Regions from separate parts of the Homo sapiens genome. Here region 1 is linked to region 2. Evidence: chromatin loops called from intact Hi-C (ENCODE). Cell type or tissue: mammary epithelial cell. All regions are shown on one strand.

Evidence for each region. Hi-C counts contacts between places; a loop is a spot of excess contacts. Peaks named below come from ENCODE experiments on the same cell type or tissue, not always from the same donor. Only the 100,000 strongest peaks of a DNase experiment are listed, where the experiment ranks them.
Region 1: it touches region 2 in a loop (20-fold over the local background); 2 of 110 quality-filtered maps call a loop at or near these places.

What each region holds. Positions count from the first base shown.
Region 1 is chrX:30,749,610-30,754,609 of GRCh38, forward strand. No RefSeq gene overlaps it. Among named protein-coding and RNA genes, the nearest start is that of GK-AS1, 34 kb to the left of the region's middle. RefSeq lists an enhancer at 3,705-4,428. In mammary epithelial cell, no CTCF peak of the experiment used is centred here; a DNase peak (open chromatin) is centred at 2,102.
Region 2 is chrX:30,886,312-30,891,311 of GRCh38, forward strand. It overlaps TAB3 (TGF-beta activated kinase 1 (MAP3K7) binding protein 3), which reads right to left and starts at 2,943. Exons shown (of 11, transcript NM_152787.5): 1 at 2,803-2,943. RefSeq lists a silencer at 2,599-2,988 and an enhancer at 3,149-3,318. In mammary epithelial cell, no CTCF peak of the experiment used is centred here; a DNase peak (open chromatin) is centred at 3,100; H3K4me3 peaks cover 2,023 bases; H3K27ac peaks cover 1,903 bases.

The DNA.
Region 1 (5,000 bases), 140 kb before region 2:
GTTGTCACAAATGGTAGGATTTCCTTCTTTTTAAAGGCTGAACCATATTGTACCAAAATACTCCTTTATATCACAATTTCATTATCCATTCATCTATCAACAGACATTTGTTTTCATATTTGGCTGTTGTGAATAGTGCTGCAATGAACATGAGATTGCAGCTGTCCCTTCGCCATATTGGTTTCAATTCCTTTTGATATATACCCAGGAGTGCAGAAGTGGGATTCCTGGGTTATATGTTACTTCTTTTTTTGTTTGTTTGTTTTGAGACAGGGTCTTGCTCTGTCGCCCACATTGTAGGGCAGTGGCACAATCACGGCTCACTGTGGCCTTGACCTTCTGGGCTCAAGTGGTCCTCAGCCTCACAAGAGTAGCTGGGACCGCAGGTGCGCCCCACCATGCCTGGCTAACTTTTTAACTTTTTTTAGAGATGGAGTCTCCCGCCGGGTGCAGTGGCTCACGCCTGTAATCCCAGCACTTTGGGAGGTCAAGGTGGGAAGATCACTTGAGGTAAGGAGTTAAAGACCAGCCTGGCCAACATGTTGAAACCCTGTCTCTACTAAAAATACAAAAAAAAAAAAAAAAAAAAAAATTCGCTGGGCGTGGTGGCAGGCCCCTGTAATCCCAAGTACTCAGGAGGCTGAGACAGGAGAATCGATTGAACCCGGGAGGCAGAGGTTGCAGTGAGCAGAGATTGTACTTAAGCCTGGGTGACAAGAGTGAAAACTCTGTCTCAAAAAAAAAAAAAAAAAAAAAAAGAGAGAGAGAGATGGAGTCTCCCTGTGTTGCCCAGGCTGGTCTCGAATTCCTGGCCACAAGAGATCCTCTCACCTCAGCCTTCGAAAGTGCTGTCATTACAAGTGTGAGCCACCGTGCCTTGGCCAGTTCTACTTTTAATTTATTTAGAAACCTCCCTATTGTTTTCCACAGTGGCTGCACTAATCTACCTTCCCATCAACAGTGTATTAGTGTTCCCTTTTCTCTGTACCCTTGTTAACATTTGTAATTTCTTGTGTTTTTTTTTTGATAAAATCCATCCTAACAGATGTGAGATGATCTCATAATTTTGGTTTACATTTCCCTGATAATTAGCATACTGGCTATTTTTATGTCCTCTTGGACAAATGTTTACTGAGGTCCTTTGCCCATTTTTAAACCAGTTTATCTTTTTTTTTTTTTTTTTTTTGCTATTGAGTTAGGTGAGCTCTTTATATATTTTGGTTGATAACCCCTTATTATATGTAGCTTGCAAATATTTTCTCCCAACCTATAAATTGCCTTCTCATTTTGTTAACTGTTTCCTTTGCTGTTCAGAAGCCTTTTTTGTTTGATGTGATCCCACTTCTTTAGTTTTTTTGTTGCCTGTGCTTTTGATGTCATAACCAAAAAAATCATTGCTATGACCCATGTCAAACTCTTTTCCTGTGTGTTGAGTTTTATGGTTTCAGGTTTTATGTTTGGGTTTTTAATACATTTTGGGTTGGGTGGGTTTTTTCATGCGTGTATGGCATAAGGGTCCAGTTTCATTCTTTTACACGTGGATATCCAGTTTTCCTTGTGTTACTTAATGAAAAGACTATTGTTTCCCCATGGTGTCATCTTTGTGCCCTTATCAAAAGTTAGTTGACCATATATTCTGGGTTTACTGCTGGGTGTTTCTATTCTGTTCCATTGATCTATGTGTCTGTTTATGCCAGTGCTATAATGTTTTGGTTACAATAGCTTTGTGTAGTAGATTTTGAAATCAGGTAGTGTGATACCTCCAGCATTGTTCTTTTTGCTCAGGGTTGCTTTGGCTGTTTGGGGTCTTCATGGTTCCCTATGAATTTTATAATTTCTATTTTTGTGAAAAAGACATTGGAATTTTGATAGGAATACAAATTAAAAGCTCAACTCCTTCTATCTAATTCAACGCAAATTGCATTGAATCTATAGATTGTTTTGGGTAGTACAGACATCTTAACTATTTTTCCAATCTGAAAAATATTCTATTTATTTGTGTCTTCAATTTTTTTTCTTTTTGAGGCAGAGTCTTGCTCTGTTTCCCAGGCTGGAAGGTAGTGACACAATCATGACTCACTGAAGCCACCAACTCCTGGGTTTAAGCATTTAAGCAGGTGTGACTACAGGCACGCACCATCACACCTGGCTAGTGGTTTTTATTTAATTTTTTTTTTTTAGAAACAGGTCTTACTATGTTTCCCAGGCTGGTCTCAAACTTCTGGCTTCAAGTGATCCTCCCACGTCAGCCTCCAAAAGTGGTGGGATTACAGGCATGAGCCACCATGCCTGGCCTCTTTCAATGTTTTATAGTTCTCTCTGTACAGACCTTTGACCTTTGGTTTAATATATTCCCAACTATTTTTTAATGCTATTGTAAGTGGGATTGTCTTCTTGATTTCTTTTACAGATAGTTCATTGTTAGTGTATAGAGAATCACTGCTGATTTTTCTTTGTTGTTGAGTTTTTCTTTTTCTTTTTTTTCTTTTTCTTTTTTTTTTTTTTGAGACGACGTCTTGCTCTGTCGCCCAGGCTGGAGTGCAGTGGCACAATCTCAGCTCACTGCAGCCTCCCCTCCCAGGTTCAAGTGATTCTCTTGCCTCAGCTTCCTGAGTAGCTGGGATTACAGGCACACGCCACCACACCTGGCTAATTTTTGTATTTTTAGTAGAGACGGGGTTTCACCATGTTGGTCAGGCTGGTCTCGAACTCTTGACCTCATGATCTGCCCGCCTCTGCCCCCCAAAGTGCTGGGATTACAGGCATGAGCCACCATGCCCAGCCTGTTATTGAGTTTTTAAAAATAAGTACTCTGCAACTTTACCAAACTCATTTATTGGTTCTAACCATTCTTTAGAGTCTTTGGGGTTTTCTATATATAAAATGATGTTGTCTTCAAACAGGGACAATTTAACTTCCTTTCCAATTTGAATGCCTTTTATTTCTTGACTAGGACTTCCAGTCAAGAAAAGTAGAACAGAAGTGACAAGAATGGGCATCATTGTCTTGTTCCTGATTTATTTATTTATTTTACAGAAAAAGCTTTCAACTTTTCCACATTCAGTATGCTAGCTATGGACTTCTCATATATGGTCTTTGTTATGTTGAGGTACATTCCTTCTTTTATATATTGGCAAATTATAGTTGTATATATTTATAGAGTACAAACTGATGGTATGATTTAAAAAAAAATACAATGTGGAATAATTAAGTCAAGCTAACCTACCCATCACCTCAAATTTTTGACGTTTTTTGTGATGAGAACATTTGAGATTTACTCTTAGTGTCAGTGAAATGTTCAGTACTCAGTTGTTAGCTATAATCACCACACTGTGCAGTAGCTCTCAAAAAAAATCAAACTTATTTCTCCTACCTGATTGAGGCTTTTTACCCTTTGACCTCATCTCCCCATTCCGCCAGCCCCCAGCCTCTGGTAACCTGTCCCTCCCCTCCTAGTTCAAAAATTGTCTTCTTGGCTAAATATGTTTAAGTCATTGCCCAGCATATTGTAAAAGTACTAATTATGTATATTCATATATTTAAAATATTCTTGTAAGCATATTTATGCTTACAAACAGGAAAGCACTACTTTCTTTCCAAATAACATTTTAGAAAATTATAATGATGAGGATAGCTATTGGCTAATATACTACCTTCTGTGGTCAAAATTCCAGAGCACTATTTAAAGTACTTCACAAATATTTATCCTGTTTTCTGGTGAGAACATTTAAATCCTCTTTTTTTTTTTAATTTTTATTTATTTTTTATTGATCATTCTTGGGTATTTCTTGCAGAGGGGGATTTGGCAGGGTCATAGGACAATAGTGGAGGGAAGGTCAGCAGATAAACAAGTGAACAAAGGTCTCTGGTTTTCCTAGGCAGAGGACCCTGCGGCCTTCCGCAGTGTTTGTGTCCCTGGGTACTTGAGATTAGGGAGTGGTGATGACTCTTAACGAGCCTGCTGCCTTCAAGCATCTGTTTAACAAAGCACATCTTGCACCGCCCTTAATCCATTTAACCCTGAGTGGACACAGCACATGTTTCAGAGAGCACAGGGTTGGGGGTAAGGTCATAGATCAACAGGATCCCAAGGCAGAAGAATTTTTCTTAGTACAGAACAAAATGAAAAGTCTCCCATGTCTACCTCTTTCTACACAGACATGGCAACCATCCGATTTCTCAATCTTTTCCCCACCTTTCCCCCCTTTCTATTCCACAAAACTGCCATTGTCATCATGGCCCGTTCTCAATGAGCTGTTGAGTACACCTCCCAGACGGGGTGGTGGCCGGGCAGAGGGGCTCCTCACTTCCCAGTAGGGGCGGCCGGGCAGAGGCGCCCCTCACCTCCCGGACGGGGCGGCTGGCTGGGCAGGGGGCTGACCCCCCCCCACCTCCCTCCCGGACGGGGCAGCTGCTGGGTGGAGGGGCTCCTCACTTCTCAGACGGGGCGGCCGGGCAGAGACGCTCCTCACCTCCCAGACGGGGTCGCAGCCGGGCAGAGACGCTCCTCACTTCCTAGATGGGATGGCGGCCGGGCAGAGACGCTCCTCACTTTCCAGACTGGGCAGCCGGGCAGAGGGGCTCCTCACATCCCAGACGATGGGCGGCCAGGCAGAGATGCTCCTCACTTCCTAGACAGGATGGCGGCCGGGCAGAGACGCTCCTCACTTTCCAGACTGGGCAGCCAGGCAGAGGGGCTCCTCACATCCGAGACGATGGGCGGCCAGGCAGAGACGCTCCTCACTTCCCAGACGGGGTGGTGGCTGGGCAGAGGCTGCAATCTCGGCACTTTGGGAGGCCAAGGCAGGCGGCTGGGAGGTGGAGGTTGTAGCGAGCCGAGATCACACCACTGCACCCCAGCCTGGGCACCATTGAGCACTGAGTGAACGAGACTCCGTCTGCAATCCCGGCACCTCGGGAGGCCGAGGCTGGCGGATCACTCGCGGTTAGGAGCTGGAGACCAGCCCAGCCAACACAGCGAAACCCTGTTTCCACTAAAA
Region 2 (5,000 bases):
TTCAGTTACATTATCATTTGTTGATTTTTTTTTTTGCCCTAATAAATAGCCCAAATACCATGAGTAATTACTTTCACAAGTAAGGAAGTATATTTTATTTAACGCTTTCTTGGGAGTATAACTATATTTAAAAACTTATTCAGACCACAGATTGCCCATCAAGATGCCAAGGGATTACTTAAAACAGTCTCTAAAGCTACATAATACACACACATACTGATGTGTACTGAGGAACACAAGACTCCTTTTTCTGTTTCCATGAAGACAGGACTACTTAACTGAAGGCCCCCAAACAATGTACTTCTTAAAAGATGAAGCAGCAAACCCCAAATTTCAAAACTTTTCTAGAACTTTCAGCCAGAGATAATTAACTAGGCAGCTAAACCTGACTAAGTGACTTGGTGGAGGATGACTACCAGACATTTAGTATCTTTTTCTCTTTTTTTCTGATTTCTGTGGCTGTTCCACTTCAACTCTATTCAGATGTGGAGCCCTTCTCTTGAGCAGGCTCTGCAGCACATAAGAAATGCAACAGCAAAGACCAGTGGGAGATAAAAGTGACCACTGGCAAGATGTTCCTGCTGTTTCATCAACACCTCAGATACTGCCTGGGAACCTGTTAAGGTCTTTCATTCCCTTGCCCCATAGCAGATTATGGTGGATCCCAGAAGAGCTGCCGTCTTTTCTGCAAATCATGAATAGGGTCCAAAACCTTTGTATCAAATTATTAAAGAGAAGAAAAACAGGGTCAGCTGTCAAGTACTCCACTTGCTGGAGAAGGCAGGGATGTGTATGTGTACCTCCAAGCTGATAAAGCAAATTCAAACCCCTATAGATAGTTGCCATGTAATAATGTAATTTGAAATACTATTCAGGACTAGAATAAACAAAATATTTGTTCTTTGAAGTATCTTGGGCATGCTGACACAAGAGGCAAAGTAACTGAAAATATCTGAATTTCAGATAGGTCACTACCAGCTATCAGGAATCTCTTTACAGATCAGCAGACTTCTAGCTCAAATGTTACCTCTGGCTAGAAAATGGACGCATCTGAAAAGAAAAAAAAACCTTGAGATTATCTGGAGCCAAGGACACTGAAAGCTTTCAAGATTACCAACAGAACTGAAAGGTTTCTTTGTAACACAAATTTCCATTTTCATAAAATTTGTATCAGTCAGCACAAAAACTTACGCAGAGTATGGTGAAAGAACACACACTCTAGAATCAGACCTACATGAGTTTGAGTTCTAGCTCTGCAATTTACCAGCTATATAATCTCCTCAGCGAAGTCGCCAAAGAATATTGGAGGTTAGTATTGTTCTGTGCAATCGGCATAACATTATCTTTAGCATAGGGTAGCTGTGAGGATCTCCAGTGCCTGAATATAATCGACGTTAGCTCTGTTTGCTCCAACAAACTGTACACAATGTGGTATCTATAACTGAGGGGAAGACTCCATCAAATAAACATATGGATGAAAATTCAGGGTGACTGAATGCAGATTATGTTCTTTCAGATGTGAAGATGAAAATCACATATTTAATATTTACCTTCACTGAAGTCTTTCCCTTGATTAAGCCAGTTGTAAGCAAGTGGGGGCGGGGGCTGTCCCTACGGTTGTAAAGATTCATATCACACACTGACTAAAAAGCATGTATATGTATGTGCCTGTATTCTTCCGGTGTTCATAAAACACACCATCACAAAACTTACCATGGGTGATGAGGCCCTTTATAATTTAACACTGTGCAAAATTAAACTCTCATCTCAAAAAACCCTTTCTTCTTCCACGTGTTCTTGTATACTACTGCAAATCATTACTAAAGCAAAGAAAAAAGTAAATTCTCTTATCCTTTCAAAATGAAAAAGTGCGCAAAGAAAGCTCAGTTTGCCAAACTGTTCCCTTTTCTCATTCATTCTTGTTCTTTTAGAAACCAGAAGTAAATATACTGTATGCCAAAATGACTGCCTGATTGACAAACGTCACTGAAGAAACACATCGAACTGACAAGCCCGGTCTGGACCAAAGGTGGCAAGTTTTCTTAAATAATTTAAATAAGTTACATTTCAGTAGAAACAGAAGGATTTACACTTTAACACATTAACAAACTTTGGATCTTTTTATGCAGCTTACTTTATGCCTCACCTGTCCCTCACCCTTCAAATCCTGCTTTTACGCACTTTATGAGCTGGCACACGGTAGTAAACTACAGAACTCCAACTGGGAATAACTCTAATCTGTTGTTGGACCTCAGAGGACTGCTTGTGCGATCTTTAAAGGAAAGCAGTGTTTTCTCCTTACTCAACACCTACCAACAGTCATCTGGAAACCTCCTCTCCAACAATTCTTACTATACTGCTACTAACCTTCACATCTCTCAACACCCTCAACGGCCCCCACGCTGGTGCTGCTAGTCCTCATCCTCAAACACCTTCCTGGGGGCTTAAAGCCGGTCCACAGAGGCTCACTCTCCGCAATGCCTAGGGTCCGGCGAGGAAGGGCATCGTCCCCTCCGTTTGGGGGACCAAGGCCAATCAAGTCGACACCCCACCCCAGCCACTCCCTCTCCCCTCGGCCTCTCGGGGCGTCTGGGGCGGGCGCGGACGCGCCAGGCCCTGCGCAAACCTCCGGCAGCCCCGCAGTTCCCGCTGTCAGCCGCAGTCCCGGGCCGGGGTGAGTCCCCGGGACGCCGCAGTTGCGCACACGCCCACCGTCTCAGGCACAGGGTCACTGGGACGATCCCGGGGGCGCCCCCGACGTCCCTGCTCGGGCAGGTGCCGGGCCTCCCCGCGGACACTCACCAGGCGGCTGCTGCTCTCTGGCCGCCGCCGCCGCCGCCTCGCCCTCACGCCCGTCGCCTACTCCCGCGGGGGGTCCGGGCCGGCGCCGCTTCCCCGCCCGAACCCCCAGGGTACGCGCCGTGCAGGGCCGGGATCCGGTGTGAGCCGCCGCCGCCGCCGCCGCCCCCTTTCCTCCCTCCTCCCTCAGTGCGTCCCTCCCACCGAGGCCCGCCTCGTATTTCCTAGATCCGGTCTGAGCGAGAGCTTGGCAAGCAAGCTCTGGCTTCAGGGCTTCCGTCGGGCGCCGTCGCTCGCCAGGCACAAAGATGGCGCCGCCGGGTACTGCCCAGGGCGATCTCGCGAGGCTTCCCCCACAGGAACAGGAGGGCGGGGGCCCAAAGGAAAGGTGATAAGTTAGGGAAGCCTGAGCAAACGCTTCCCATATCGGAAATGGGCAGTACCAGTTACCGAAGAAGTTACTGCGCCTGCGTGCGCGGGTAATGACGCATGCCCGGAACGGCCCCTAAAGTAGGACCTAGTTCTCCAGGTTTTACCTGTTTCCACTAGTGGCGCGGGGCGGGGTAATGAAACCCAGTCAAGAAACCCAGTAAAGGGCTTGGCAGGACCAGGCACCAAGTGAGAGGCGTCCCTTAAGGCTTGGTCATCCCTCAGGAGCCCGAATGGCCAACACACTTTTTGCGTCCCCGGGAGTCTTCTAACCCTTTGCTTGTCCTTATGGGTTTTGTCACCGAGTATTCTGTGCAAAGCCTCAGCTGCACCTTCTTCATCCTGTTATGGGTTCACATTATTAATCAAGAGCTTCTTGCTGTGTGCTTGCAGATGGCCTCACAGTTGGCAGCCACAGTCCTCCTGTTTCCCACATCACCATCTAACTTTCTCTTTCATTTTTAGTGCTACATGAGCCATCTGATACTAATAATTCTTTTTCCTATTTTATTTTTTCTTGCTCATTCATTCAAACGTGTGTTGTTCAGTTTCCTATGTGCCAGCTACTGAGGAAATGCTGTGATCTCAGGGAGCTATTGGTCTGGGATGGAGATGAATGAGAAAAAACAATGACGACACTTTAGCACAGTAAGTTCTATGATAGAAATGAGTACAGAGAGGAGTGACAGATATGGGGGGAGGATATAAAATACATCAAAGAGGAAATTCCTTTTTTTTTTTTTGAGACCGAGTCTCACTCTGTTGCCTAGGCTGGAGTGCAGTGGTGTGATCTCGGCTCACTCCAACCTCAGCCTCCCAGGTTCAAGTGATTCTCGTGCCTCAGCCTCCCGAGTAGCTGCGACTACAGGTGTGTGCCACCATGCCCGGCTGATTAGTTTTGGTAGAGACAGGGTTTCTCCTGTTGACCAGGCTGGTCTTGAACTCCTGACCTCAGGTGATCTGCCCGCCTCGGCCTCCCAAAGTGCTGGGATTACAGGTGGTGAGCCACCGCGCCCAGCCAAAGAGAAAATTCTTGAGCGGTGTCTGACAGGCATAGGATTTAGTCCAGTGAATCACTCAGGGCGATAGCAGGAAACAAACCACCCCAATTATTTCAACCAAGAGAATTTAATATCAAGAATTGATTATTAGGCAACTGATAAGGTCAGAGAGAACTCTTAATGTATCGCAGAGGTAGCAACTGCAGGAAGCAGCTACTATGCCTAGAGCTAGGAGGAGGAAGGGAAGAGGTTGGGATTATTACAATTTAGACGTTTAGAGGAATTGCCTTGTGGAGGTAAAACTCAGACCTCTGAGAAAGGAGCAGCATCTGCTGGTGCTCGTGTCTTTGAGTGGGGCTCAAGACGTTGTCTCTGCAAGTGTGGGGAAACTGCAAAGGATCCAACTGCTGCTATGGGAAGGAAGTTCTCCTGTCCCTCTGGGAGCTTCCAATCTCCCTCTAGCCTGGGGATGAGAATGTGACACCTGGACTGGAGCTGAACTTGACCCACATCCTGAAGTAGAGCAGCTCCAGTGTCAAGAGCCACTCATTTTGGAAGCTGGATGTGGTCAGAAAGGGGGTCATTCACTCCTATCACACACCCCACATACTGGGGCCCATCGTGCTGAAACATTTGTAGAAAACCTGCTTCAAGTTCAGGTTTCGGACCAAGCAGAGCAGCCCCAGCCAACTCACAAACCCATGAGTGAGAAATAAATGCTTATTGTAGCATGGCACTGAGACTTTTCCTTATTACGTGGCAAAAGTGGAC